Regions from separate parts of the Homo sapiens genome. Here region 1 is linked to region 2. The links are chromatin loops, found by intact Hi-C in ENCODE. Cell type or tissue: heart left ventricle. All regions are shown on one strand. Links, peaks and the distances in the headings refer to the core of each region. The heading gives the core; the rest is flanking DNA. Region 1 overlaps COL4A2 (collagen type IV alpha 2 chain). Region 2 overlaps COL4A2 (collagen type IV alpha 2 chain).

Region 1 (2,914 bases), core at 89-2,588, 51 kb after region 2:
TATAAAGAAAGAAAACTGAAAAGAGAATAGAAAAAGAAGGCTGGGTGTGGTGGCTCACACCTGTAATCCCAGAAGTTTGGGAGGCTGAGGTGGGCAGACTGCCTGAGCTTAGGAGTTCAAGACCAGACTGGGCAATATGGCAAAATCCCATCTCCACAAAAAAAAAAAAATACAAAAATCAGCCAGGTGTGGTGGTGCATGCCTATAGTTCCAGCTACTTGAGGGCCTAAGGCAGGAGAACTGCTTGAGCCTGGGAGGGCTGCAGTGAAAGGTGCTAGGGGCGGGCACCTTGTTTGGTGCTGATGATTGCCTGGTATTCAGTGGAGGGGTAAATCTGAGAACATGCAGTATCAATGAATCGAACTTATCATTTATAATTATTCCAATATGCTTACTAGAGATTATTTGAAATACAGACCCTCAAATAACAACAGAGCCCTGAATCATTTGTTAAAGTTATTTTTTAATCCACAAAACAACTGAAGAAGTGGTTAGAGAGTTAACTAGGGAACCATAACTCTTGCATAACGAGGGGAAACTCTCTTCTCACGCTGCCTATGTTCTTCCCTGCATCCCGGAGAGCCTCACTCTTCTAGGCTGACATATGGGAAGAGGAGTACGGACACAGAAGATGATTATGCTGGAAAAAGAATTTGTCTAAGTCCCCAGACTTGAGTTTTGTTTTGGACTCTGCCACAATCTGGGTGTGAGATTTGCAGAGGCCATTTCCCTCCTGAAGTCAGTGTGCTCGTACGTGAACTACAGGACATGGGCTGGCTCCTGGCTCAGCTCCTCCCAGCTCTGCCCAGGGAGGGGAAGTGGGCAGTGCCAAGCAGCCGGTACACAGCTCCTGCCTTGCCTCTTCAGGCCTCAACTCTGTGGCTTGCTGGAATTATCTATGGGACTGGGTGGTTCTGTCTGGGTGAAGCAATTCTCTCCCTGCTGGGAGAGTCTACCACTCACCGCCCAAGGATGAACAAAGCTCTGCAAATTGACCCAAAGCTCATTCACTGGTCACATGAGAATCCATTTGGAACTGGAATCCATAGTATGCTTGTGATTTCTGCTTCGTGTCCAAAAGTTATCCAGTGACGTACAACTTCCGATGTTGGCTGTCACCATGGTGACGCACAGATGAACTGGGGTACCATGCCCATAAAAGGCTGAGCTAGCCAAGTGCTGGGGTGTGGCGAGTCTGCAGCCAGGCATTTCCAGGGCTGTTACAGTAGCACCACAGGGAAGAGAGACGGGAGCCACCCCAGGGGAAGCTGTGGGAAAGAACAAACTATGCACACAGCCCTTTCGACAGCAAGCTCTGTCCAGCTGCTATTTTTATGTATTATCTTACTTTAAAAAAATACTATCAGTCCAAAAGTAGGGCAGACAGAGCAATGCTTCTGCAAGAGCACATTTGGGAAAATCTGTTAATTAATAAATAGTTAAGCCACATGCACCGGATTTGTAGTATTGAAACAGATGCTCTATCTTAAAAATGTTTTAATACAGTAGATGCAGCAGTCCTGAGAGTAATTGTCTCCTGTAACACACAGAAGAATATCTCCAGGAATAAGAAAATGGTAAATGGCATCACTGATCTCTTTCTTACCTTTTATCATCAGCTATTTCTATCACTTTATCAGTGAATGTTCAGGGTCTCACCTGAATTAACAGAGCAGCCCTGTGTGCTGATTGTTAACACACTCCAGTGACTGGCTGTGTGGTCCCTTGGCAGCACGGGCCTCGGCCCAGGTGAAATGACAGTGTCAAGCATCACGCAGCACCCAGAGGTACAGGTACAGCCAGATTTCAGGCCACATGAGTGCTGCGCGTGCACAGTGGATCCCACAGTCCAGGCCCCGGGGTGGGGGGCGGGTATCGTTTGCCTCTGTCTTTTGTACAACCCTTCAGACAGCTGCCAATCACAGCTTAATTGGATCAGTGTTGATAACCCGTCTGGATAACTAGAGGACAGCCAAGCCCACACGGAGTTTTGGATTACTCAAGTTAATCAGATTAACCAGAAGGTGTCGATTTTTCATTTTACTTGGCAAAGTATAGAAAGAGACTCAAGGTGTTTCCTTCACTAGGGACGCTGGGAAATAAAAAGGTCTCAATGCCTGTGCTGTGAATTCGTGAAATCACAGAGTCTTGGGGATCCTTAGAAATCCCCTCCTAATAACCTCACTGAAAAGACCTCTGGCATCGTGTAACAGTACACTGCTATGCAGATGCCATTATATACTGAAATAATCTGAACTAGCTATGTTTACTGAAGAATCAAATTCTCCTAAAGGCATTATGGAAAATGTTACTATGTTGATTCTGCATTAAATAATCATAGAAAGTGAAAAGAACAGATCCGGTCACCTCTACTCAGTTTGTTTGGGTTCTGTTTATCTGATGACATGGAGAAGAATGCAGAGTCGCTCTAGACACGAACTCCGTCCCACACAGCTAGTCTCACAGATATGTGTATACCACCAATTCTATCCATGCCCATATAAGGCTGAGCCAGTCAAGGGCTGCGGGGTGGAGAGTCTGCAGTCAGGCATTCTCATCACTGCCACAGAAGTGTCGTTGGGAAAATCCATAGCATGAGACCCAGGGGAATTTTACATCTTGTGAAATGGCTTCCATAAACTTAAAAATTATTTAGCCTTGTTAAGTGCTGATAAATGATCTTCAACCAGCAATTTCTAAACCATAAAGTCCCCACAGCAGGCAGAGGAATGCTTAACCGAAACAAAAATAACTGTTTTGAGAAGTGCAACTAATGATGAATGCAGCAGGTGGAGAGATGGGAGCTTTGATCAAAGGGGCAGGAAGCCTCCTCAGTTGTGATTTTTGACAGTGAAATAATGATCAGTCACAGGTCAGGAAATAGGAAGACAGTATTTATAAAGAGGTTCCCTAT
Region 2 (2,914 bases), core at 318-2,817:
TGCATGCAGCAATACCGTTCCCCAAGCCCTGAGGGTCCCACATGCTGAGGGTCCCACATCACAGTCCCGGCTGCTCACCACCGCCAAGCACTGCTGGCTCATGTCTCATTTGTGAAGCAAAGGTAAGGGGGCCTCTGAGAGACCTGTCTGCCTTGCCCCCAAGCCACTGTGTCAGCTCTGCAGGCTCTGCGAGCCACCCCGCCATAGCCTTTGCGTTTTTTTGTCCCCCACTGCCCTGGCACACCCCTTCCCACGCTGGCACAGTGCACTGCACTCTCCAGTCTAACTGAGTGCCTAGCGGTTGGGCCAGTTTCTCTGGAACCTCAGGGCCATGGCACACGCAGCCCTCGCTGCCTGAGGCTCTCAGGGTCACTAGAGGATGTGACTCAAGCATGGGCTCTCTGGGGGCATCTTCCCCTCCTCACAACTGGAGGAGGCGGCCGGGGCTTCTTCCCCATGGCACACTGCAGGGCACTGCCATACTACATCTCTGTACCCACATTTCACGTGAGACCGCGAGGCCCTTGGAGGTAGGGACCATGCCTCATTCACACTCTGTCCCCGGCATCTCTTGCAGGATTTGACACACAGAACACACTCCATGTGCTGTCTGTTAAACACATGCGTTATGGCACTGCTATTTACCCCCTCTGCCTGGCTCCGAAATTCATGTTCTTCCCACATGGAATCTTCTATTTTTAGACCACGTTTCTGACCATTATAATGACTTCCCAATTTCTGATGCCGAGCAGCAGTGGGTCATGCTGTGGAGGACTTCACCCTCTCCTTTAGTCCCCTCCACCCTCCATTCAATTCCTTCAGTCACCTTCATCTACCGGAAAACATCATCCGCAATCTCAACTCTTCTCCAAGCCCTGTGCCCGCCCAGTGGAATTTCTGATTGTTCGTTCCACCAGATGATCTGGTTTTATCACCTGCATTATCAGGGAGAATGTTTCCCAGGCCTCTCAAGTGGAGTCATAAAAAAGGAGACCACCAGACTTGTGGAAAGGAGGGCTGGGCCAGTGAGGCCCGCGCTCAGCATCTGATGAGATACATCAGACCATCTGCTGGGATCGCGCTAGAAAATGAGGCAAGGGCTCTGGAATGCCAGGACTCCCTCCTCCAAATTTAGTTCTGGTAACATTTGAACCAAGTGTTTTGAGGACAACTGTCGGTGATAAGCCAGACCTGCGTAAGCAATTCAGGGCAACTACTGTGACTCAGGGGCGTAAAGGTTATGGAGGGAAGGGGTGAGTTTGTCAATGTAGGTCTGTGAGAAAGCTATAAAAGGAAGATGTTTAATGCTTACTGAATGTCTCTGTTTTAAAATCAGATTTCAACCTTGGGTCCAAAAAAGACACGTTTTTGTTTGGTCTTTTTACTGTTTCTATGCCAGGGTATGAGGTCAGCAGATTCGGAGTGACGTGCAGTTCTGGTGGTGAACACGAGGTGGCAGGCAGTAGCATCCACCGGCCCTTGGCTGGAGGCACAGATTTGCAAGCGGCAGTGATGTCAAAGATTTTGAGATTGTTTTGGGTTACAATGACTCATCTCAGTGGGAGAGAGGGCAGCTCCCTCATTTGTCACGGGGAGCTCACCTCCCATGGGGAAAGTCCTGACTGCAGAGTTCCAAAGATGTCGAAAGAGCACATCGAATTCCATTTTCCTTTCTACAGGGTGGTGGAACAAACTCAATCACTGATTGGTTGGACAATTCCCTTCCCTTTGACTTGCTTAAAGGAAAGTGTTCCAAATTTGTGTATTGGCGGACCTGTTAGGCCCAGCCCATTGCAGAGGGTCCACAAGAGAGTGTTTCAGGTTATTAGCTTTGACCCCTGGTTGGGACTAAGCTAGAACAGCAGCTGACATTTTTACTCTAGACTGTTCACTGTTCGGAGCACTTTCCAACAGTCAGCCTATGTAGTCCTCACAAACCTCTACGAGGTAGGTACTGTCATTGTACCCATTTTATGGTGAGGAAACTGAGGCACAGAGAGGTTTGGGCCATTTGGCTGGTATATGAAAGAGAAGAGTCATATGGGGCTTTTCAAAAGAGTTCCATAGGGCATTGTCATCCACACAGACTTCCCTTGAGGAACAGACATGACCTTGGACTCTGAATACATCTTTTCCACTGATCTTCCTGAAGCGATAATTAAGCCAAAAGCAGATGGACAAATTGTCTACAAAAATAAACAATGTATGCCTGGGGTTCATGGAAATCCGTACAAAACCAAGCCAGCCACAGTCCTGCAGAGGTGATTTAAGAACATGGCTTCTCTGCTTTAACCCTACCCTGCTCAAATGTAGCCATTTCACGGCTCATTAATCCCCCTCCCTGCTAAAGAGTGATGGGTAGAAAAAGAAGGTGAAACCCAAACAAGCCATTTCTGTTACTTTTTAGCAATGCTGGTCAAAAGGTATGCAGAGGAGGCCCCTGGAGCTGCAGGCTAATACTCTGAAGTAGTAACACACTCCAGGGAAATATTTAGACATAACCTATGCTTTCTCTACCTTCTCTGAACAGATTCGTTGTTGAAAACAGGCTGCATTAGGAAGATTTTCTAAACAGCTGTGGAGTTCTGCATGCTAAAAAGGTTGGCTGTTTAAGCATATTCTGAAGCAGGGTTTAGCTGGACCTTGGAGAAGACGAGCTTTGTGTTCCAGGGGAGTTGTGGGGAATCAGGAGGCCGCTTCGCAGAGGCCCAGGTTCCTTGGGAGAAGGCTGTCGTGGCTGAGAAGACCTGTAGGGAGGCCTGGGTGCTGACCACAGATAGGAGCTGAGATGGGACGTGGGAGACGGTGGTAGAAGTCCCTGCAGTAACCCCACAGGCCGTGAGTGAGGGCTTAAGAGCATCGAGAAGAAGGCAGCTGAGAGGAGAAAAGGGCAGAATGGTGGCCATTTGGTTTG

The links. A loop is a pair of places that touch in the nucleus more often than their neighbours do. Peaks named below come from ENCODE experiments on the same cell type or tissue, not always from the same donor. Only the 100,000 strongest peaks of a DNase experiment are listed, where the experiment ranks them.
Region 1: it touches region 2 in a loop (2.3-fold over the local background); 15 of 110 quality-filtered maps call a loop at or near these places.

The regions. Positions count from the first base shown.
Region 1 is chr13:110,359,745-110,362,658 of GRCh38, reverse strand. All of the region lies in intron 4 of COL4A2 (collagen type IV alpha 2 chain), which reads right to left. Among named protein-coding and RNA genes, the nearest start is that of MIR8073, 20 kb to the right of the region's middle. RefSeq lists enhancers at 1,299-1,799, 1,800-2,300. In heart left ventricle, for the core only: no CTCF peak of the experiment used is centred there; DNase peaks (open chromatin) are centred at 818 and 1,198; H3K27ac peaks cover 2,370 bases.
Region 2 is chr13:110,410,963-110,413,876 of GRCh38, reverse strand. All of the region lies in intron 4 of COL4A2 (collagen type IV alpha 2 chain), which reads right to left. Among named protein-coding and RNA genes, the nearest start is that of COL4A2-AS2, 51 kb to the left of the region's middle. RefSeq lists a silencer at 1,381-1,675. In heart left ventricle, for the core only: a CTCF peak has its summit at 1,443 (motif pointing right); DNase peaks (open chromatin) are centred at 386 and 1,476; H3K27ac peaks cover 2,500 bases.